Regions from separate parts of the Homo sapiens genome. Here regions 1 and 2 are each linked to region 3. A link is a loop called in an ENCODE intact Hi-C map of the cell type or tissue named here. Cell type or tissue: MCF 10A. All regions are shown on one strand.

Region 1 (8,000 bases), 110 kb before region 3:
ATTTTCTGAGATGTATATTAACAGTTTAGAATGAGAAATTTATGAGAAAGAAGATAAAGGAATTCTGGCTGTAAAGTGAAAGTAATATTTACCTACTTCATAAAGTGATAGTGAGAACTGAATGAGTTATATTGAAAGCTCATAGAGCAGTGGCCGGCAGGTTGTGAGTTCAACAATTATTACTAACAATAGCAATTATAATTATTATTCTTTTTTGTGGCTTTTGTTGCTAAAATACTTGCTATCTTAATTTTAATTGTCTTTATTTTAAGTAACAGACTCTCTGAGAGGCAATGAATACCTCCAGTGAATTCAACTGGAGAATTTTGGGGAATAAATGTTATAATTTCTAATTCTTAGATGAAAAAACTGAATCATAGGATGGGACTTTCTATGCAACATCTTCAAATACAATCTTGATCATCACATGGATACCAAGTCCAATATAGCATCATTTAAAAATGTGAAGGGTACCAAGGTGTACTCCAGTGTGTATCAAACAGTGGGCCATGTTACAATGGTAGATTATGAGGCCAATTTAGTGGGGTTGCAACCATAATTTTAAAGAATTGAATTATTATGGAGTAGGACTGGTAAAATAAGAGTAAATTGCCTGTGTAAAGGTAAATATTGTTTGTGAAACCTTGTTTTGGTAATGTGTGCATGTATTGGTTTAACCTCTCACTGTGAGTTTTGATTATTGGTAGAGTGGAGAAACAGGGGCTCCATAGCCAGACAAACTTGGCTTCCAATATCATTGGCCTGTTTTACAGAAAAGAGCATGGAACTGTGCCTACAAGCTAACAGGCACTCAAAACAATGTCCCTTCTTTCCTGCCTCTGTCCACAGGCTGCCCCCACCTTCTCCAGTGTGGACTTGAAGTTTTGGAACCACAGAGTAATGCAACACTGACATTACACACAAGGTGTCCTTAAACAAACAGGTATCACTGTGTCATATTACAAATTCATCCAAGCTCGACACACCAGGAGCTCCGTGAGTGATCTGGGTTCTGAAGCAAGGAAAATCAATTGTATTTAAACAACGAAAAATAGTGTCTCCTGAGCTGCTCATAGCCAAGAAATCACTCTGGCCCCATTCTTAAAATAACAGGTATTTGGGTAGAACTATTGATTGTTTTCACTTTTGTTGCCTTAGCAGAATGACGCATCATCCATAAAAAATGTGAATGTGAGGACGGTGGGACCATCCTGGCACACTGAGCAGCAGGGACCTCCGAGCCCTCAGATGTCATCCAGCCAGGTGTGTGGGGGCCACTCGCCATGCACAGCTTCTCTCAGCAGAGGTGAGCTAAGAGGAGGGAGAGGATAAATGTGTTATCACATGCTGCCCATTGCTTATCACACAGGGAGCCCACATCTCCAAGTCCAGTGCATTTACTTGATATGACTTACCTTAGTTCCTTTTTTACCCGGGTGGAATGCTCAGGGGGAGGAACCGAGACACATTATTTGGTTTCACTGACATAATATTGAGCAGAAAAAGACGAATTCTCCTTCCCACCTCCTTTCCTTCTCTTCTTTTCTTCTTCTTCGTCTTCCTCCTCCTTCCCTTCCCCCTTCCTTTTCTTCTTTAATAAAACATCCATTTATGTACCAGAACTTAGTGAAACTGCTGAGGTAGTCAAGCCTGTAAATTGAACCGGTCCCTTTTACCTCCAGAAAATATGAACGCATCCTTCTGCCACGGGGCTGGCACACATGGCGGGATTATGCTACCGTTAACAGGAAGGCAGGAAAGTACATTATCACTTCAGGGCTGTCATTACCAGAGGGTTTCGCTGTGAACTATAGCATTCAGGGCAAGGCAGGCAGTGGAAAAGGGGGGCTGGGTGGGCAGGGAAGAAAAAAAGAAAATGTTGTTGTTGTTTTTCTTCCCTTAACAGGCTGACCAGAATGGTGGTGATATGAAGAGTTGGGGAATTCGACTTGAATACAAAACATAACACTGCTTTCACTTAAAAAGGTGATGACAACAGCTACCTCCTTCCATTATCCTGTAGGTACATATTTGGAAAAAGACAGGCTCAGCCACACCTGATGGCTTCAGCTAATCAATTCATGTTCATCTTAAATCTGTCAAGACAAGATCACCTATTTAGTGTTAAGCTTAAAGGGATATATTTTGTGCCAGTGAAATCTCAAAGAGATCAGTTCACTACACATTTTTTTTTTCTTGCTCCTCATAGAACAAACCCATTTTAAGATTATTTTTCCTCCTTGGTATAAATTTTAAAATTTATTTTAAACAAATCACTTATTTAATATCATAAATTACAGCAATAAAATGACCAAGAGATGAGAGTGCGTTTGACTTTTTAGGTTAGTTCATAAAACAGTTGCAAAGTTCTATATCTAAGTAGCGTTATTGCGATCTTATAACGGCAGAACTTGGGGATAGGCAGTGGAGTGAAGTTCAGAATCTTGGGCTTTGTTTTCTTCAGTCCTTCTACAAAGTTGCTTAGCACAGATACTGAACTCTTAGAGAAGTTACAATCATTTTTAATCCGTTTCTTCACAGTCTGTTTTTTGTCTGGATTCTGTTGTACAGCATAACAGATAAGCAGATCCCTAATGAGTTCAGAGCCAGCCAGTTAGTTCCTGGATATGTTACAGGTCCTTGTTAATCCAGTTAGGTATAGCAGGTTACTCATTTTTCCCATTTCTGCCCTTCACCTTGCCCTCCACTAAGATTTCTAATTTTATTGCAGAAAGATCTACCTTTTAGCAATGAAGAAATCATTATTATTTTTAAAAAGCAATAGTGGTGAGAGTAATTCTAGGCAAAGTATTACAGAAAAAGTAAACAGCATGAGATGGTGGTTCTACGATTCCCTACAAGACCATCTGTTTTCCCAATGAAAAATCTAGTGCTTCCTCGAGTTATGTTTTAAAAGGCTTAAGCAATCATTCAGATAATCAGACTTCATTGCTATGAAATTTCATCAAACTGTACTCAATCCTTGAACTCATATCTGGGTCCATTTTGCCAATCAGATAAAACTTCCTAGGCTTTTTCCTAGAGGCATGAGTGGTTAACTTGATCTTATTGCACTGCAAAAGATTTTGTGCTACACATCATTTTTCATAAAAGCTATTTGTTGTGTTAGGAGAACTCCAGAGAGACTGCTTGTTAGAATAGATTTTGGGGGTGGGGGTGGGCCAGCGCTGGTTCTGCTATGTCACTTTGGACCAAATGAAAATTCTTAGAAATTCTTACAAATTAACCTCAGAGGACATGAGGAGGCAAAAAGGTGATACAGAGGAAATTAGTGTCTTGGTAAGTAAAGATGTTATTTCTCATGAACAGACCAATAATTATAAAAAAAAAAAAACCAAAGAAATCTATAATTTGGAAGCACTGAATTCCTTTGTCTTAAGATTGTCACTTGCTTCTTCTTTCAGTTGGCATAGGGGTTAAAGCCACCTGACTCCTTTTTTTTTTTTCCTTTGTAAAGGTCAGCCAACGCATGCCCACTCTTGTCCACATGAGCACAAACAGCCTTTGCGTTGAAAAAGCACTAGGTGGTGCCCATTTTCTTTGCTGGTGAAAGGGCTGGATTCCCCAAGGGAGTCACTCTGGGCAAGTTCACCAGGCCCTGGCCCACATAGCACAGTGCACTTCTCTCACAGATGACCAGGAGCATGGTGTCACAGTCTGTCCCTTCCCTGATGCATCCTGGGGCTTGCCTGTTTTAGGAAAGAGCTTTGATTTGGGGATACAGTGTTTTTACATGTGAGGATAGGAGTAGAGGAGGGTGGTGGCAAAAAGCTTCGAGTGTTCCCTTTGAAAATGAAAGATAAGAGGAATAAAGGCTGCAACACTGCCATCTGCATTTGTAAAAAGTCATAGTATATCTCTGCCAAGGCTCTCCTCCTGCCAGATCATCTGGACAATGCAGTGCACATGCTAATTTTATTTTTTCCCACTTTTGCCTGTAATCAAACTGTGGAAATAAGGCAAATGAAGGTTAATCTTAAATTTCAATTTGTCTCTTCACAAAAATAATTATTTGTTGAATAAAGCATGGCTAAATTGAAGATTTTGCATGCCCATGTCTCCCCCCCAATACCTACCATTTGAAGAGGTGGCTTTATACTACTGAGTTCTTTCCTTTAAAAAAAATCTTATTAGGCACGCTTAACAGATTGTTGCTTTGTGTTCAAGGAGAGCAGATAACTGGCTAAGAAGATTTTTTTTTCCAGAATAATTTTATCCAGGCGATATGCCCATCGGATCTGTTTTAGAATGTAGAACTATTTAGAAAGTTTTTGTTCTTGTAAAGATCTGGTAGCAGCAATTGAGCATAATCATGTTATTGTCATAAAAAGAAAAGAAAAGAATATAACAATTTTTTTCTAGTAGACATATGTCTTGTCTGTCTATAACCTATTCCCTGAAATTTGGCCTAGTAGAGTTAGTTTGTTCAAATATATTTATTTTGTTTTAGAGAAAGCAAGAAAATTGTTTTTTTGAATGCCAAAGAAATAGATTCTTGTAGTAAAATCTTAATCTTGTTTCACAGGTTGGTGAACCATACTCCAACAGAAAGGGGACATAAGACTGTAAGTAGTTTTAAAAAGTTGAACTAAGAGAAAAGCTTTATTATGAAACTATGAGGATTATTTCTGTGCACTGGCTGCCCCGTCATATGTCGTGGCATGTGGCGGGTTGACTGCTCATTAATTCTATTTATATCAGTATGATAATCCACCCCACTGAGTATGCATGTGTTAAAATATTCATAAATTATGTTTATTGTGACCAAATATACATTAAATGCCAAAAGAAGACCATTATTTAAAGACAAAACCAGTCAACAATCAAACAAGCAAAGCCTTTTTACTGTCAGTCCAGTACATTATGTTTTATCAAATTCACATGAATTGCTTCTCCTTCCAGTGCCCCATAAGGAATGTTTATCCTTTGTTTTTAAACTATGCAAAGAAATAGACTTCACTGAAAGGAACAGATTTGGAAAACAAAAGCTGTTACATGATCTCAGACTAATAATAACATCGGCTGGAAGAAACCATCTAGGGAAATGCACTTTTGGCTTCCAAAATTATTTGATCCCTAATATACCCTTGACTTGAATTTGATGGCATTTCATAAAATCATAGACTAAGTTAAATAAAGCAGCTAACTTTTTTTGATAAACTAGGCTGCCAATAGAATTTTAAGTTTGTACATTTTTTGTTTGAAAACAAAAAAAGGATAGTTAAGAAAATCTAGAAGGTTGAGAATTGAGACCAGTAATTAAACTATACTGCGGCAGACCGTTTTGGAACTTATTACTTCCAAATGAAGCAATCCTTAACTACTCTGTTTTGAATGATTCCAGGAAGTTGAAAAAATTGAGGTGATTATTCTTTTTACAGGCTGCTTATGCAGCAACACAGCACAGTTGAAAAGTTTGAATTCCTTGTCAAAATCCAAAGTGGTTTTAGTTAAAATATATTGCCTAACTTACCCAATTCATCATATTCTGAATTGAAGCCATGAAAACATCTAGGATTATTAATTATGAGGACCATACTTCAGATTTAACCAAAATAATGATCATTTTAAAAAGTGACCTGTATGCTGGCTTAATAGTCACTTGTAATATCCTCCAGGAAACTGTTAAAAATTTCAAAACTTAAATTATACTTGAAAGGACTTTTTTTCTAAATCAAAACAATAAGTGAGGAGTAAAACAAAATAGAAAATTCTGAATTTATTTCATTGTCACCATATGCTTATTTTAAAGAAGAACACAACATTTAGAGAACAAATTAAATTTAGAGAACAACATTTAGAGAACAAATTAATTTAGAGTAAAAATTAAATGTTTTTCTCATGTCGCCAATACTTACTATAGGAGTGAAGTCATCACTTAAATTGCATGTTAATTTCAAGTAAGATTTTTTTTTTTTCCTGTATAATGACACCATTATAGAATGTTTTACTTTCTACTTTTCCTTGGAAGAAAAATGTCTTTACTTCTATACAATCTTTTAAGAAACCTAAACAGTATGGCAACCTGAACAGGTATAGGAAATCTCTCCAGGGAAATAATTCAAAATGTGGAAAAAGCCATGTATATAAAAATTTTCTTTATAACATTGTTTATAATAGCAAACATTGGAAGGCATTTTAATATCTAGCAGTGGAAGCTTGGTTAGGAAAAGATGACAACATTCATTTGATGAAATATTATGCAGTCAATAAAATTGGTATAAAGCAGTATGAGAAATATGGGATAAAATACTAAGTTAAAAAAGGATACAAGATGAAGGTGTAGCATGATTATAATAATTTTAACACATGCAAACAAAACACTAAAAGAGGATGCACAAAAGTGTTAATCATCAAATTGAAGATTGAAATGGATTTTTTACCCTCTTTTCATACTTTTATTATGTTGTCATGCAATTTAAAATGCATTTTAAAATTTCAAAATTATTATCAGTAATCAATTTATACTTTTTCTTTAGATGTCATAAATAATCACCATAGATTTTTGAGGGGAAAAATTAGACAACTCCAATTTCCAAAGATGTTAATTTTAAAACCAGTATCCCAACGTGTGGTTTTAGTATTCAAACCTAATTTGATTTCTATGGAATCATAGTGCACTTATATTTTATTAAATAATAATTCCCTCTTTTATTAAAAAAATCCTGCTTATTATATTTAACTCTAAACGACAGCTTTTTCGCCTCTCAGTTCTCAAAAACCCTGAGCAGCCATTTCAGAAAACAAAACAAAAGAAAACCCCACATATCAAAACACCACAAAACCCTCTCATTAAGCTCTCTGCAAAGTTTGAGATGTACTTTCATGTGAATCTTGGCCTCTGTACAGCACTGCTGCACAATCATTTTCATCTGAGATTTGAACATATTGGAAGAACTAGAGCCTTCCTTTCTTTTATCCTGTCATTTCCCCCGCTGGAAGTGATGGGCATATGGCAGGCACCCTCCCTAGATTCTCAAACAACAGGAGGGACCTGATTTCAATTCCTACATCCTGTCATCAGTGACTCTCGGGATATTTTGTTCTTGCAAGGCTAAGGATGTGATTCGAATTTGCCATACGGACAGAGCTTAATGCGATGCCATTTTTACCACTGGCGCCCTCAATCAGTTAATTAAACATGATATAAATCACCACATGTATTTGTTAAGTAAGATTAATATGGCAAAGTCAAAGTAAAAAATGAGGAATCCTCCCCATCCTAGGAGTGTGAATCACTGATAGGAAGATTACACTTTTGGAAACTCAATACTTTTGAGCAGGCTTTGTTGGTTTAATCCCTCAGACTGCTTTGTGCAACTTGAAACCTAGAGCTGTCATCTTTAGCCAAAATTTCAGCCATAACTTCCTCAGCTTTCACCCCATTATTGAAATCAGCATTCACAATACTTAACAAAGATCAAACCTTTCAGCGGACCACGGGGCAGCCTCTTACCACCTGGGACACCAGAAACATGTTTAATAAATATTTCATTTTGTTTTAACATGAAGACTCCCTGGTTTCAATTTTTTTTTTCTTTCCTGGGGAGCTAAGGGCTACCACCAAGCTGCACATTCCGTCACTATGGTCAGTTAGGTTTATAGCCTTAATAAAAGGATTTGCCCCCCTTCACATGCTAGGGAGCCTTGTTAAACCACAGCAATTATAGAAACACAAGATAGGTGCTCTGCAAAGATCAAAGCTCACTTAAAGACAGCTCTGTAGGAATTTGGAGCTCTCTTTGAAAAGTGCTCAGTTTACAAAGTATAGAGGTATTAAACCCTAGGAATTAAAAACTTATTTTAGAATAATGTTTAAAGTCTGACAGTAGTTAATATGGGATCTCCTTCAGTCACTCTTTGTGTATTATTTCTAATATCTATTCACGGCATACCTATAATAGCTCCAAAGGAACCATTACGCTCAGAAGACATACGCATATGATGGATCCTTAATACCAAATGCATTACCTACTCAG
Region 2 (8,000 bases), 440 kb before region 3:
GTAAAGTATTTTATTTCTCCTTCACCTATGAAGCTTAGTTTGGCTGGATATGAAATTCTGGGTTGAAAATTCTTTTCTTTAAGAATATTGAATATTGGCCCCCACTCTCTTCTGGCTTGTAGAGTTTCTGCCAAGAGATCCGCTGTTGGTCTGATGGGCTTCCCTTTATGGGTAACCCGACCTTTCTCTCTGGCTGCCCTTAACATTTTTTCCTTCATTTCAACTTTGGTGAATCTGACAATTATGTGTCTTGGAGGTGCTCTTCTCGAGGAGTATCTTTGTGGCATTCTCTGTATTTCCTGAATTTGAATGTTGGCCTGCCTTGCTAGATTGGGGAAGTTCTCCTGGATAATATCCTGCAGAGTGTTTTCCAACTTGGTTCCATTCTCCCCATCACTTTCAGGTACACCAATCAGACGTAGATTTGGTCTTTTCACATAGTCCCATATTTCTTGGAGGGTTTGTTCGTTTCTTTTTATTCTTTTTTCTCTAGACTTCCCTTCTTGCTTCATTTCATTCATTCCATCTTCCATCACTGATACCCTTTCTTACAGTTGATCGCATCTGCTCCTGAGGCTTCTGCATTCTTCACGTCATTCTCAAGCCTTGGCTTTCAGCTCCATCAGCTTCTTTAAGCACTTCTCTCTATTGGTTATTCTAGTTATACATTTGTCTAAATTTTTTTCAAAGTTTTCAACTTCTTTGCCTTTGGTTTGAATTTCCTCCTGTAGCTTGGAGTAGTTTGATTGTCTGAAGCCTTCTTCTCTCAACTCGTCAGAGTCATTCTCCCTCCAGCTTTGTTCCGTTGCTGGTGAGGAACTGCATTCCTTTGGAGGAGGAGAGGCACTCTGCTTTTTAGAGTTTCCAGTTTTTCTGCTCTGTTTTTTCCCCATCTTTGTGGTTTTATCTACTTTTGGTCTTTGATGATGGTGACGTACAGATGGGTTTTTGGTGTGGATGTCCTTTCTGTTTGTTAGTTTTCCTTCTAACAGACAGGACCCTCAGCTGCAGGTCTGTTGGAGTTTGCTAGAGATCCACTCCAGACCCTGTTTGCCTGGGTACCAGCAGTGGTGGCTGCAGAACAGCGGATTTTCGTGAACCGCGAATGCTGCTGTCTGATCGTTCCTCTGGAAGTTTTGTCTCAGAGGAGTACCTGGCCATGTGAGGTGTCAGTCTGCCCCTACTGGGGGGTGACTCCCAGCTAGGCTGCCCAGGGGTCGGGGTCCGGGGTCAGGGACCCACTTGAGGAGGCAGTCTGCCTGTTCTCAGATCTCCAGCTGCGTGCTGGGAGAACCACTGCTCTCTTCAAAGCTGTCAGACAGGGACATTTAAGTCTACAGAGGTTACTGCTGTCTTTTTGTTTATCTGTGCCCTGCCCCCAGAGGTGGAGCCTACAGAGGCAGGCAGGCCTCCTTGAGCTGTGGTGGGCTCCACCCAGTTCGAGCTTCCTGGCTGCTTTGTTTACCTAAGCAAGCCTGGGCAATGATGGGTGCCCCTCCCCCAGCCTCACTGCTGCCTTGCAGTTTGATCTCAGACTGCTGTGCTAGCAATCAGCGGGACTCCATGGGTGTAGGACCCTCCCAGCCAGGTGCAGGATATAATCTCCTGGTGCGCCATTTTTTAAGCCCGTCGGAAAAGCGCAGTATTAGGGCAGGAGTGACCTGATTTTCCAGGTGCTGTCTGTCACCCTTTTCTTTGACTAGGAAAGGGAACTCCCTGACCCCTTGCACTTCCCAAGTGAGGCAATGCCTTGCCCAGCTTCGGCTCGCGCACAGTGCACTGCACCCACTGTCCTGTGCCCACTGTCTGGCACTCCCCAGTGAGATGAACCCGGTACCTCAGATGGAAATGCAAAAATCACCCGTCTTCTGCTTCGTTCACACTGGGAGCTGTAGACCAGAGCTGTTCCTATTTGGCCATCTTGGCTGCTTCCGACATAGTGCAAATTTCTGACTTTTGATTCATATTCCTTTTAGGCCACAGTTTCAAGGAAGGTCACAGTACATGAAATCCATTGTTTAATACAAGTGGCTTCTCTTTGGCAGAAGGTTTGTTCACTGGTAATTGTTAAGCCCTTCTAAGATCTGTGTGTGCTCAAAGAATGAGGACAGTCACTTTCTGGACACTGGTGAGACAGTCTCCTGAACCAGTCCTCTGCTCTGAGTGACATGCATCTGCTCCTGGGTCTTCAGCAGGTCTTGGGTTTTCTCACCTCTGCACATTCGCTGACCCAAGTTCGCAATTTATGATCTTCTGCTTCTTTCTATCTCTTCCCATTCCTTCCCCTAAGCCTTCCAGGCCCAGTGAAAACCCCACCTCCTTTGCAAGGTCACCTGACCAGGCCAACCTAACCATAGGGCTTCATCTTTTGAGGTCTCTCCTTTGGCCTTTTGCTGCATCATTTGCTCATTATCTCCTCATGTCCACATGTCCAATCTCCCAACTAGATTTAGATAGGTGATATCAAAAATGTTAAAGCAGCTAATCATCTACTCTAAGCATCTCGGTCTTCTGACTCCTAATCCAGTGCTCTTTTGACTGTGCCATGATGTTCCTTATGAATTTTCCCATGCCCATTAACTTTTGGGGGTGGTAATTTATTCATTTATTGAGTCATGATTAAGCAAATATTTATTGAGTGGCTACTAGATGACAGGCTCTACCCTAGGGACTGGAGATACAGTAGTGAACAAGACAGACCTTGTCCACTTTCTTGAGAAGCATATATTTTAGAGGAGAATGCAGAAAATAAGCAAGTAAACATGCCAGATAATCTTAGAGAATGAGAAGCACTATGTATAAAATTGAAAAGGATAGATGGGGTGATAGGCTAGAGAGAGATGGTAGTGAAATGAGCATGCTACTTTAGCTAGGGTGGGCAGCAGAGGCCTCTCTGAAGATGGCACTTGAGCTGAGGTCTGACTGATGAGTTGGGGGTGATCATAGGGGGATCTGGAGAAAAGCAGTGCATGCAGAGTGAAGAGCAAGTGGCAAGTACCTAGGTCAAAATGAGCCTGATGTATTAGATGAGAAAACTATCAGGGTGGCTGGAGGGCAGTTAGCAAGAGGAAGTGGAACACAGGTGATGAGTAAAAAGTTTGCCAAGGTAGATAGGGCCCAGGATATGCAGGCCAAGTGAAAGGTTTGCAGACCATTCTCAGAGGAAGGGGAAGTCCTGGAGGGTTTCATGTAGGGAAGTGACATTGTATGTTACAAATTTGAAGCAGAGGACTCTAGTTTGTAGCAGGAGATTCCTTTTCTTCTGCCTTTGCTTTTACGGTTTTGTTTTGTTTTGTTTTTTTTTTTAATAAAATTGGGGTATACTATACATAAATGGGATACATCTTAACTATCCAGTTGCATACATTTTTACTTATGTATGTACCCGTGTGGCTGCCACCCAAATTAAGATACATAACAATTCCGGTACACCCCAGAAGGCTCTCATGCCCTGCCCAGTCATTCCTCCACTACTTTCATGATGCCTTCTATCACCACTGATTAGTTTTGCCTATTTCTTAACAAAATGTAAGTGAAAGCTTGTTGTATGTACTCTTCTGTGTTTGGGCAGTATTGTTATGTACTATTCCATCATATGAATATGTCACAATTTATTCATCCTACTAGTGATGGACTTTTGGGTTGTTTTCAATTTCAGGCTATTATGAATAAAGCTGCTATGAACGTCCTTGTACATGCTTTTTGATGGATGTGTGCACTCATTTAGGTTGGCCAGGAGTGGAATTGCTAGGTCTTAGGATTTAGCTATTTAGTAGATACCATGAAGCAGTTTTCCAAAGTGTTGTACCAATTTATACTCTCACTAAAAATGTATGATACTTCTAATTTCTTCTTATCCTTACAAATACTTGGTATTATCAGTCCTTTTAATTTTAGCTATTTTGGTAAGATTGTAGTGGGTGGGAGTCTCATTGTGGATTTTTTTCCCAGGGGAAAGAGGGTTTTTTAAAAAATATATACTATTTGTTTACTATTCCAACCTCCCCAGTATCGATATTGTGGTGTTGATTATGTGGTTTGATTTTAAAAGTTTGGATTTCAGGCTGCCTGGCTTGCATTCCCCATTTCCAACACCACATTATTTTTTTCCTTGCACTACCCCCAAGAGCAGTATAAAACCCAAACATGCCAATATGACATCATCAGTTCATTGTCTTCTAAGAATGTAATATTTCATCTTTTGTAGGGTGACCCTATTCCAGGATAGAAACGAAAATAGAAAACAGGACTTAGAACTTGAAAGGGAAAATTTGGGTCAGCCTCCAGCTTAATGCAGTTGCCATTCTTGAAGCCAAAAGGCCGTCTAGTCAATGCACAAAGAGAGTTGCTGAAGAAGTGGGGACTGTTGGTTTCATTACATGCTCATTATACTACTGTATCAGAGTGGTTAGGATTTTGCCCTAACGATGAAATAAGAGTGTTATGCTTCATTTCCTGTTTTGGAAAACAGAGTCTTTGACTTAAAAAAGGCTAATTGCATATTGTTTTTAAAAATTGGGTTGATTCATCGTATCATAATTAAACTAATTAGAGTACTATTATTTTCCAACAGCTTTAATGAGTTCTTCTGTTTGGCAGGAAAGCTGAGACCAAATAATATTGCCATTTGTGAAAAGATGGAGGAACTCTATTCATTTGCATTTTGGTTAATAAGATTTGTGCATTAATCCAGTTATACTTTGTTCTCTTGAGTTTGGCAAACTTCTAAAATTTTCCAATTTTCTACCATGTCTCTCCTTCCCCACCTCCCATCTCTTCCTTAGAGAATTCCTGGCGTCTGATTTAAAATAGGTGGAAACATTCTGTTTCCAGCCGAGGCTCCCCAGCTTGGTTGGAATGCTGGTCTGGTTGTAATAGAGCCTGCTTTTGGCCAGCAGCTCTTAAAATAGCTCCTCAGCTTATAAAGCAGAAAATAGAAGTTTGGGCAGCCCAGTGTTTGCTTGCAGGGTGCTTCTGGCCGCTTGCTTTGGGGGGCACTGTTGCTCCAGCATGAGAATTCCAGCGGGCTGTGGTGAGTGATGGCTCTCTGTTGCGCAATTTTGTATCTGCACTCCTTGTCAAGTAATCATTACAAATGTTTCGTGGAGGAATGAGCTGGCTCCCAGCAAAGGTCTGCTTCTCTTAGAAGCGAGGGCCTGAGGGGTGGGGATTGGTCTGTCCGTGGTAAAATTTCCCCCTTTGACAGTGTAATTAAGTGCTAATTAACTAAATGAGTGTAAATGTTGAAGGCTGAGATAAATATCTACATTTCCTTAATCTTATTTTCCCCTCTAAAATTTGATAAAGAAAATTTGGATTTAATGGAGGATATATGTCAAAATTGTTTTTAAAGATTGCAAATCTGTTTAGAAGGAACTTGGTTCGGATTTCTACAGGAAAAGTTAACAGCATATAAATATAGAAGAGGTACAATAAAATGTGGATGTGATATTGCAATAATTATGTTAAGGAGGCTTAGTGGAGCTACCTTTTTGAAACATCTGGTTTGTTTCTGTTCTTTCCATATCCTGCAGATGTTGCTGAATCCATAAAATATACTGACAGGAGAATACATTAGCCTGCGAAGTCATTCCAATGAATAAAGCCAAGGGTAGCCTCTTCACTTTCTAAAAAATCTAGTTAGAAAAGAATTCTGCTTTCAGAATTCAGCAGGCAGAGATTAGGCCAATAATTGAGAGGGGCCCAGGGCCTTCTAAAAGTGTCAATAGTGATCTGTTCTTGCCAAAGGGGAAAAGAGGGGCTTTGTGGAGGGGCAGTCAGAGTAATAAATGGGAATCTTTGTAATTCAAGCACTTTCTCATTACCTTCTGTGGTTAGTGATTAAAAGTGGGACTGAAGAAAAGGCAAGGGAAGCCCACTCCTTCCCAGCTTGGTAGCAGAGCGAAAGGATCTTGAGCCCATCTTGAGCCCCGTTACCCTTCCTCTCCTGCTGGCCTCTGGGGCTGGAAAGAAGACCCAGAGCCAGGTAGAGGGCTCACAGACTCACGGGCAAGTGCCTTGGGAAGGGGATGCATAATCGAGATGCCATCTGTGGCATTGAGCTGATGACAGCTGCATGATGCCCTGGCTCTCCTGTGTCAACACCCTCCCCAGGCAGGAAACGACAGCGGTAGGCGCATGTGTGCTGAGCCTTCGGGAGAGCACACACAGGCATCCTAAAGGAGTGGGCATGGAGAGCTGGAGTTTATTAAGTAGGGGTTGGTTGCCTGTGAGATTAACACCCTGAAATAAATGCAAAGTTGAGAAATATTTTGGCTTCCAGCCAACTTGGCAGGAAGATTTAGGAACCTGGAATGGTCAGAAGGACAAAGCCTTAAAGGACCCATGTTAAGTTTAGTTTCTGGCCAGCTGTGATCTCTAAATTTCCCCACCATTTACATCACTCCTTTGTGTTACAGCATCATGTGTTCAGAAGGCCCCTATTAAAATGTGTAACAGATGTTTTTTTCTGGCCACCAGCCTGTCAGACAAGTAGGACATACTCATATAAACCCATTGGTGAAAAACTAGTATTTCTCTGGCTCTGCTCTAAGTTGTTGACCTCCAGTTGCTGACATCCAGTCCTATCTGCGATCTTCCTTCTGGGCCAAAGGGACAGATCTCTGCTGTGTCTCACAAAAGACTGTTTCTTGCTTGTTCTCTTAGGGCTCCTGGCTTCATGTCACTAGGGAGGGGTCTCTGCTGCTTGCTGTCCAAGCCTTCCATTTCATTAACAGTTTTGTGTATGGCTCCACCAGGCACTTAACTCCTGACTGCACCATTTACCCCTGTCCCTGGGTCATAGGAGATCACTTATTGAAGTTCCACAAGAGCTCTCCCTCCTCAAAGATTGAGTTTAGATTCCTCTCAGCTACCTGCCCCCACTCCCCAACACCCCAGGGTTATACCTCCCTTCTCCTTTTCTTTTGCAATGTACTCATTTCTGTTTTGATTCTTCAGCTGTAATTCTCAATGCTCAATTGACAGATTAAACCCAATATGAGCAGTTTTTATTCCCTTTGGGAATGTTTGACACTAATGTAAATGTGTTGCTTAAGAAAGGAGGTTTAGCCTCATTGCCATTGCCATTAATAATGATAGAATAATAATTTTTAACATTTATAACATCTTTTAGAATGAACGATATCCTTTCTCATCTACTAGTTCAGCTGATTCTCACAGCAATAATGATATCGGAAGGGCAGAAATTAGGATGTTGAGGTTATGGGTGAAGAAATTGATGCTTACAGAAAGTAAAGCTATTTCTTCAAGGTCGTGTAGCCGGAGAAACTGGGATTCAACTCATGTTAGAATACACATTCAGTGTTTTTCCTAGACATAGCAAGCCCTTACTAATACTTTACCATGATAGGAACTTAAACAGGTAGTCACAGGATGGAAATGTTTTTGTAGGGCAGTGTAGATATGCTAAGGATGGGAGAGTTACACAGAAATGAAGAAAAAGAATTTGGAGCTGCTTTTTCTTAAAATGTGTTCTGCAAACTTTTAATAGGTTAGGGAAAGAGTTCCATAGCAAAATAGGTGTTGTTAGGAAAAGAGTTCTATAGCAAAATCAACTTCATAAATATTAAATTTAATAAAGTCATACAAATTTCTTGATTATAGCACTCTCAGAGCCTTTGACACACATTATCAATTCCCAGGGCAGGAATCAGATGTACTATGAGCATTTTGCAAACATGTTTGACATGGGGCCCTTTTTGACTAAAGCGTCTCCTGAGGACATACTTTGGGGCGGGCACTATCATTTACTACCTGAGAGAGTAGGTGGACGGGTCACAGAGGAGAGGGCTGAGAACTGCTAAGATGTCAGGAAGAGAATCTAGAAGTCATGTTTATTCTGCTATGTAATTACTGGATCAAATAATTTTATCAACCAATTTAGGAGGCTTTATGTTAAGGCCCTATAAAAAGTAAAACTGGTATGTCAGTGTTTCATATATAAGGATTTATTAGAAGAGAAACTGGCAAGACTAAGG
Region 3 (8,000 bases):
AAGATAAATTATTTTTGAATTATGACTTGGAAAATATTTGTGTAATTATACACACAGAGGAATGTGGCTAAAGGAACAGAAGTGATTGCCTCAGTATTCTTCAATAATTATGTTACCTTACTTTAGATTTCCCCCACCTTTTTTTTCTTCTTCTTCTTTTTTCTTTTGTCTTTTCACCTACTTTGAAGAATGTAACTATCAAAAAAACGGAATCCTGGGTAGAAATAAACCTTCTCTTTGATAAAACCCAGATGCACAGCACGAGATGCATTTCCTGTAGAGATTCATACAGGGACCAAATGGTCTGGGAATTTTTCGCTTATAATTCCACCATGTGTCCGTTTTGGCTCCACTTAGCATGTAGAGATGGAGAGTGAACCTTTGTTCATGTGTGTACTTGTGATAAGAGAATGACTGAGAAAGGATTAAGCAAGTCAGCAGCCTCATCCAAGCACAACCCCGGGCCTTAAGCAGTGACAATCAATGGAAACAGCTAACTGTGTTCTGTTGTCCAGAATAATTTTTAACATGGCAAGGGTGGAGGCAGGGGTTAGGGAGGATGAATCAAAATGATCTGGGGATTTTTAAAAATAAAAATGTATGTTTTTCTTCCTCAACCAAAATTTTAGATACTTTCTCAGGGGTGGAGGCAGGGACATGAATATTTTCTAACACCTTTTCAGCAGATTCTGATACCCATTTTTTTCCCACCCACCATGAGAACTACCAGGCTGGTATATTAATTCCACCTGTCTATGATTTGACCTCACCCCATAGCTAGCATAGTATAGCCTCAGGCCACAGTAAGCTATAGTTGGGCACTGGCTGCCTCCGTTAGGCAGGGCTGCCACCCTTGACGTCCCCATCATGGGTCAGCATATGTTTTTACACTAGGTCTACTGCCCTCCTGAATGTAATTAAATCTGTTGTTGAGTTTCCAACCTGAGCTAGAAGGGATCCTGTCCTAGTGCTACTCTTTAGTTGTTTCCATCCTGGCCCTTACCCAGCCATGGCTGTCTCTACAGGGTGAGGAGTTCTTGGGGACAAGTGGACTTGCCTGTCAAGCAGCCACCATCCCTTTTGGCCCAGTGCGTCCCAAACTTTAATGTGCTTATATGAAACACCTGAGGATCCTGCCAAAGTGTAGATTCTAATTCAGTGGGTAGGTCCAGCGTGGGTCTGAGAGTCTGAAGTTTTAACAGACCCCTGGTGCTGTGGACTACACTTTAAGCGTCAAAGCATTATATCCTGCTCCAGGTACCCAGGCTCCTGGAAGTCCCTGAGCAGAGGATGCCAAGCTTACATGGTTCTCCCTGGGTCTCTCCTGAAGACAGACTGTGATGCCAGTGTGCACTCTTCTAGACTTGAGTGGTGGCCAAGGGGGTACTTGGAGTGGAGGCCTTGTGGGCACAGGTTAGATGAGTGAGGTGTTTGAGTTACAGAATACATCCAGAGGGCAGAAGAGAAATGGGGATCATGGGATTGACTTGGTTTGGGATCAGAGGCCACACACAAACCAACTCACTCCACGTTACCATATTTTAACACAGCATTCGAAGTAGTCCAAGAATTTTAAGTTAAAAATTGTCCTTTTCAGTTGTTAATTTACATAGGAGGATAGAATTTTACTTTAACCATTTTTTAGCTTGACTATATATATTTTTAAACATAAAAACATAAAATATGTGGGCCTTCATTTCTTGCTGCAGGCCCCAAAATTGTTAAAAGTGCTACTGTTGTAGGCACTTGATTATGTAACCACCCTTTACCTCTCATCTAGGCCATTTTGAGTATAAACATCACATGACAGAAGTTCAGACTTTTTACTTGGATAGTTCTTTTGCATCTGCATGTGCTTCTTTCCTATGTTATTTGAATTCACTTGCCTCTCGTGGACCTTTTAATATGCAGCTCAGGATTTTTTGAGACCATGAATATGTATACTGGACTATGTAATACTGAATTCTTTGGGATATGGAGCAGTCACGGTTTCTTCTGGTTAAGAATGTTTGCAAATGTGACTCCACAGTTGAATAACAATGAAACCCACCCAGTTAAAAAGGCTGGCTTGCAATGTTGTTTGGCTTGTTTTTGTTGTTGTTTTTCTTAACCCATTTTCCTATTCTATTAGCATAGCATAGTTTTACAAGTCCCTGGTCAAAAGTCAAATCTTAGCTGTACCACTGATAAGCTATTGAATTCTAACTTTTCCAGGCCTCAATACATTTTTGCCTCTAAAGTAGAGATAATAATGTCATCTCATAGGGTGATAAAGAGGATGAAAGGATATAATAAACATAAAAATATTTGGAATGGTGTCTGATACATAATAATCACTCAAATAATGTTTTCTATTATTCACATTTCATCTTGTTATTGAAGCTGCCTAAATGTTCTGTCATCCCATTGATTTTTCTCTTCTTCAGAGTCCTTCATCTTCCATCATCACTTTGCTATTTAACTTTTGCTTGTTGTCTTAGTCTGTGTCTGCTGTTATAACAGAACACCACAGACTGGGTAATTTATGAAGAAAAGAAACTTATTTGGCTCATGGTTCTGGAGGCTGGGAAGTCCAAGAACATGACACCAGCTTCTGGGAAGGGTCATCCTAAGGCAGATGGCATCATATTGTGAGTGTATGTGAGACAGAGAGGGAAGTTGGCTGAACTCATCTTTTTTTTTTTTTTTTAAATCAGAAATCCACTCCTGCAATAACTAACCCAGACCTGTGATAGCAGCATTAACCCCTTCATGAAGGCAGTGCCATCATGGCCTAATCACTTCTTAAAGGCCCACCTCTTCATACTATTACAATGGCAATTAAATCTCAAAATGAGTTTTGGAGGGGGCATTCAAACCATAGCATTTATATTCCATTTTTCTTTATTAGTTTAATGTGTATGGATTTAAGAAAACTTTTCAAGAAAAACGGAAAAAGGAAATGGCTCAAAGAAAAAAGGGGTTGGAGTCACCAGATAGCAAGAGTTAGAGAAGAGAAATCACTCAATTTGCTGAGCAGGCATAGAGATTAAAGTACTGAGTATCATCTGGAAGAACTTGGTGGGAAGGCTGGCATGCTTCTCCCATTGAGGGAGGGGGCAGGGTTACTTGAATTCAGTTAAGAGCTTCCTAGGCTTATCAGGGATAGGCTTATCTCTTTGTTCCTCCCTCCCCCCACCCTCATCCTGCCATTTCACCCAACCTTGGTAAACAATCTGAACATGACTATTATAAGGCTACACCCAGACAACAGTAATTGACAAAGGGATCATTAAGGAAAAAATAGGATTAGAGTGAAGGCTTTTGAAAAAGCATTAATTTGTATCCTGCATTCTCACTCACTGACAACTCTGTTAACTAATAAGAAAGGAAAATCTCAAGTCAGTTCCTTCCTACACTGTCACCCTTGTCTTTTCTCTCATTTGCTTAAGGTATCAAGTAGAGTCAACTTCAGCTGGAAATAGTGTAGGGCTTATTCTAGGCCACAACATGGGAGCAAAACAACCAGAGATTTAGCCAAATCCTAATTTATTTACCCCATTCTGACAGAGAGAAATGTTTGTTTATTTCTGAGGCTGTGCTATGATGTGCAGTTCAAGTGCTCTGACACTTTAACGCACCATGCAAGGTTAGCAGCCTGTTCACCCTTTATTAATTTGTTGGTGAATATATTTGGATTTTCACTTCATGCCAATAAATGCAAGAAGGGATGCAGTTTTGACATTGTTTCTTTACCCTTACACTCCATGTAAACCAAAAGTTGTCTATCTGGCAGCTTAGTGGCTATATGTAAAGCCCCTGTTTACTTAATCTGAAGGTCCGTTTCATTTCTGCTTGGTTTGCAAAATAAATGAAATGAACGAGTGTGTCAGAATTAGAATTGTGAGAGTCTGAAAAAGACATTTGGGTCACTGAGTGACTAAAAGCACTCTCTGTTTACATGTTTCTTCAGTTTCTGTCGCTGCAGCTGTGTCACAGCTTATAACAACTAATCCCTTTTTATTTACATTTTACTTTATTTTGTATTAAAGGCACTATTAAGCCACGTCTTCCAAATGTGTCTGAGGTTTCATAACTATCTTAATAGTGTATACACATTACAGTTATGGCAGAGAACTTCCTCCAAGTCTGGGTTTTGTTAAGAGTGACTTTAAGAATAATAGTTTATAGGACAATTAAAACGTGTTAATCTATATTTGAAAACTTGATCTGGTTAAAAATCGGTTCCCCGTCCGCTTATATTTGCCAGTTTTCTACATCATGTAGCTGGGGTTTTCCTGAGAGGTGGAAAGAGTGGGTTGTGGGAAGAGATGGCTGGAGAAAGCCTGGGAGCTAAGCTGATTTTAGGCCTTTGGGCTGAGGTCCTGTTAACATAACCTATGTTCTGCTTCAGGGGAAAATGACGCACGGAAGGTTGGAAATGGGGTTTGAGCGAGCACACTTTTCATGCTCAACAAAGCCTAACATCATTTTACTATACGATTTGAGTTATGTGCATGCTTTTAATAAACTGATCCTCACAAAAAATAAATAGATTTGTTCTGCTTAAACTGGCATACAAAGGGCTCAGAGGAAAAAAACTCTTTAACAAACACCTCTTGGGGATTGGAAGGTAACTTCACACTCCAGCTTCACGTTGGGAACGTGTGATAACAATTTGACAGGAAGTAAGTGGATTCTGTCCCAAGCCTTGGGAATAGACTTGACCCTGAGCATAATGTGTGAGTCTGAGGCCAAGAGCTTCCCGCCCAGCAGGGGGTAGCCAAGCGCCGATGACTGGGCAGGAATTCAACCCCATAGGTTCCCATCTCTTCCCACCGCCCGTCAGCAACACAGCTCTCCCTTTCTAGAAACAGGGTTTCCCCTCCAGGCTTGGATTCTTAAATCTAAAAAGAGCCTCTCACCTGAGGCCTTCACCTGAGAGCTGGAGCCTGTGCGATGGATTATCTGGACAGGGACCCCAATGAACAGGTGGAAAAGTACATTTATCTGCCTAAGGCTTGGAATGAAAATTGGGGGTGGGGTGGGTAGAGGCAGATTTTACTCTTCTTCAGATTCTTTTCTCTGTCTCCCAGTGGGCACAGGCTGAGCCTTGCGGGGATAGAAGAGAGATAGAGAGGTTAGGCCCTGGTTCTCTGTGTAGGGTGGTATGCATGTGTGTGTGGAGGGATATGGGTGTGAGTGTGCTGTGTATATGTGTGGAAAGCGTGTGTGTAGGTGTGTTAGAAGCGTGTGTGGGTGAATATGTGTGTGGGGTGGTGGGGAGTGTGTGTGTGGGGGTGAATATGTGTGTGTGGGGTGGTGGGGAGTGTGTGTATGGGTGTGTGTGGGGGAATGTGGGTGTGTGGATGTGTGTGTGGGTAGGGAGTGTGTGTGTATGGGGTTGTGTATATGTGGGGGAAATGTGTGTATGGGTGTGTGGGTATGTATGTGTTTACGGTGAATATGTGTGTGAGGAGAGTAAGTGCATGTATGAGTATGTGTGTCTGTATGTGGGTATATGTGTGGGGTATGTGTGTGTGGGGTTTGTGTTTTGGGGGGGTGTATGTGGGTGTGTATATGTGGGTATGTATGTGGGGTGTGTGGGTGTGTATGTGTCGGGGGGAAGTATGTGGGTACGTGTGGGGGGATGTATGTGCGTATGTGTGTGGGGTGTGTGGATGTGGGTGTGTGTGTCTGTGGGTGTGTGTATATGTGGGTATGTGTGTGGGGTGTGTGTGGGAAGTGTGTGTATGTATGTAAGGTGTATGTGGGTGTGGGTGTATTTGGATGTGTATGTGTGTGGGGTTTTGGATGTGTATGGGTGTGGGGGGAGTATGTGCATGTGGAGGGGTGTGTGTGTGGTGTGCATATATGTGTTGGGGAAGTATGTATATGTATGTGTTTATGTGGGTATGTATGTGTGGGGAGTTATACGTGTGTGTGGAGGGGTGTATGTGGGTGTGTATATGTGTGTATGGGAGAAGTATATGTGGGTGTGTATGTAAGTCGGGTATGTGTGGGGAGTGTGTGTATGTATGTGGGGGTATATGTGTGTGTGGTGTGTATGTATGTTGGTGGGTGTGTATGTGTATGGAGTGTATATGTGGGTGTGTATGTGTGTGGGGTATGTGTATGTGTGTGGGGAAAGTGTGGATGTGACTGTGGGTGTGTATGTGTGTGTAGGGGGAGTGTGTGTATGATGTGTGTGTGGCTGTGTGTGTGTATGGGGGAAGTATGTGTTTATGTGGGTGTGTATGTGAGTGGAGTGTGTAGGGAGTGTGTGTATGTATGTGGGGTGTGTGTATGTGGGTGTGTATGTGTGTATCTGTGGGTGTTTATGTTTGTGGGGTGTGTGTATATGTGGGTATGTGTGTGTGTGTGTGTCTGTGGGTGTTTATGTGTGTGGGGTGTGTATGTGTGGGGGTGTATGTGGGGGGACCTGTGGGTGTGTGGGTGGTGTCAGGGGAGCCTGGATGGAGCCCCAGGACAGCCTGCTGAGGGTGGAAGCCTGGATGGCAGATGCTCAGGTCTGACTGCTGGGCTGCAGGGAAGAAAGAAATGCCAAGCTGAACTCGCAGGTAGGGAGGAGGAGAGGTGGGACAGTGACAGGTCACTAAAGAAAAAGCATTCTGAGAAAAGCCTGTGCTCCTTACGGTATGCTGCAGGGGCTGAGCCTGCGTCCCTGCTGACACCCTCTGGGAACCCCCATCGCAAGCCTCACCTTGTTGCTTCTCACTGGGGCCGTTTTCGGTTGGCGCTGCTTCTCTTTGTTCTGTTGTCCCCCAGTGCAGTGAACCCTTACATTATGGGTTTCTCTTGTAGTTCTAACCTCTAATACTCAACCATTACATCTTATCTCGTCTTCTAAATTACTCTAAAATCCAATTATAAAACCCTCTCTCCTTCAAGAGCACACAACTTGCCACATTACTGAAATGCTGGGCTGCTCTTTTGTTTTTCTAAATTAATAATAACTATACCATTTTCCGTCTGCTCTTACCATGGGACTCTTTTATATCACCACATAAAATGCATATTATGATTCTTTTTGCTTCTTTTCTGGGCTGCAAAAAAGCGAAGGATGATTTTCCAAATATTCATAAAAGATCTGTCAGTTGGTTTTTAGTGTAAAAACATTTGAAACTACAATCCTTAAAGAAGAAAGCATCTTAATATTTATCAGTTAAAATTTCACTATTGCTTTCTTTTGTATGGGCAAAATAGAAGTCTATCATTTTTAAGGTTTTAAGAGATTTGAATGAATTTTATGTGTTAGTTAAAATTTTTATGGATTGAAAACGCTTAGTTTCACTAAGATTTCAAAAGCACAAACGATTTTTAAAATCTAGGTCCCCTCGTGAGTTTCTTGAATTTACAGGAGGGCAGTGACTATTCTTAAATATAGATTCAACTTCTATAAGTTATCAAAATATTTCAGGAAGAGAGAACATGCCCAGAACATATAAGAAAAAGCTTTAACAGTATCAGGAATATCCTCAAACACTTTTTCTGACAAAAGGTTAGTCGTGGTTTTCAATGCTAGAAAATTGCTCTTAGGAAAATATGGTTAAGTTCAAATTTGATATTAGAAAAAGAAATTTGACTTGTTTTAGTATTTTATAATCACAGGCATGTAATTGAATGGTGATTGCTTTTCTTGCAAATTCTTACTTTGGTCATGTGGAAAAAGTATATTTGATATACCTAAGGCATCTGATTATGCAGTAACAAAATATGCTTGCTCTGTGATTAGTAAAAATATGTGTATGGCTAATCAGCCACTCTGCTTTCAACTTCACGAGCTTCAGCAGTGTTCAGTGGAGCTCTTCATTGTACCATCTGTATTTATGAATGATTCTTTCTCATGCTCAGATTTTAGCTGCTTAGGTTAAATATATTATAAAATGTAGGAAAGATTGGAAAAGTCCTAAATTACAAATTAAATTTCATTGAAACATTTAAATAATAACAACCTAGCTAAGTATTTTGTGTAGTTTTTGTGCCCTGAAGTTAAATCT

Evidence for each region. Hi-C counts contacts between places; a loop is a spot of excess contacts. Peaks named below come from ENCODE experiments on the same cell type or tissue, not always from the same donor. Only the 100,000 strongest peaks of a DNase experiment are listed, where the experiment ranks them.
Region 1: it touches region 3 in a loop (9-fold over the local background); 2 of 110 quality-filtered maps call a loop at or near these places.
Region 2: it touches region 3 in a loop (7-fold over the local background); 4 of 110 quality-filtered maps call a loop at or near these places.

What each region holds. Positions count from the first base shown.
Region 1 is chr2:67,318,391-67,326,390 of GRCh38, reverse strand. No RefSeq gene overlaps it. Among named protein-coding and RNA genes, the nearest start is that of ETAA1, 75 kb to the left of the region's middle. In MCF 10A, CTCF peaks have their summits at 3,353 and 3,553 (motif pointing right); a DNase peak (open chromatin) is centred at 3,550.
Region 2 is chr2:67,647,998-67,655,997 of GRCh38, reverse strand. LOC105374786 (a long non-coding RNA gene) reads left to right here and starts at 4,968. Exons shown (of 4, transcript XR_001739524.2): 1 at 4,968-5,032. In MCF 10A, a CTCF peak has its summit at 4,976; DNase peaks (open chromatin) are centred at 5,037 and 6,277.
Region 3 is chr2:67,212,199-67,220,198 of GRCh38, reverse strand. The region is part of intron 1 of LINC01828 (long intergenic non-protein coding RNA 1828); the gene reads right to left. It overlaps LINC01829 (long intergenic non-protein coding RNA 1829), which reads left to right and starts at 4,880. Exons shown (of 8, transcript NR_038844.1): 1 at 4,880-4,971. It overlaps LOC101927661 (a long non-coding RNA gene), which reads right to left and starts at 6,791. Exons shown (of 4, transcript NR_110568.1): 1 at 6,704-6,791. In MCF 10A, a CTCF peak has its summit at 4,755 (motif pointing right); a DNase peak (open chromatin) is centred at 4,758.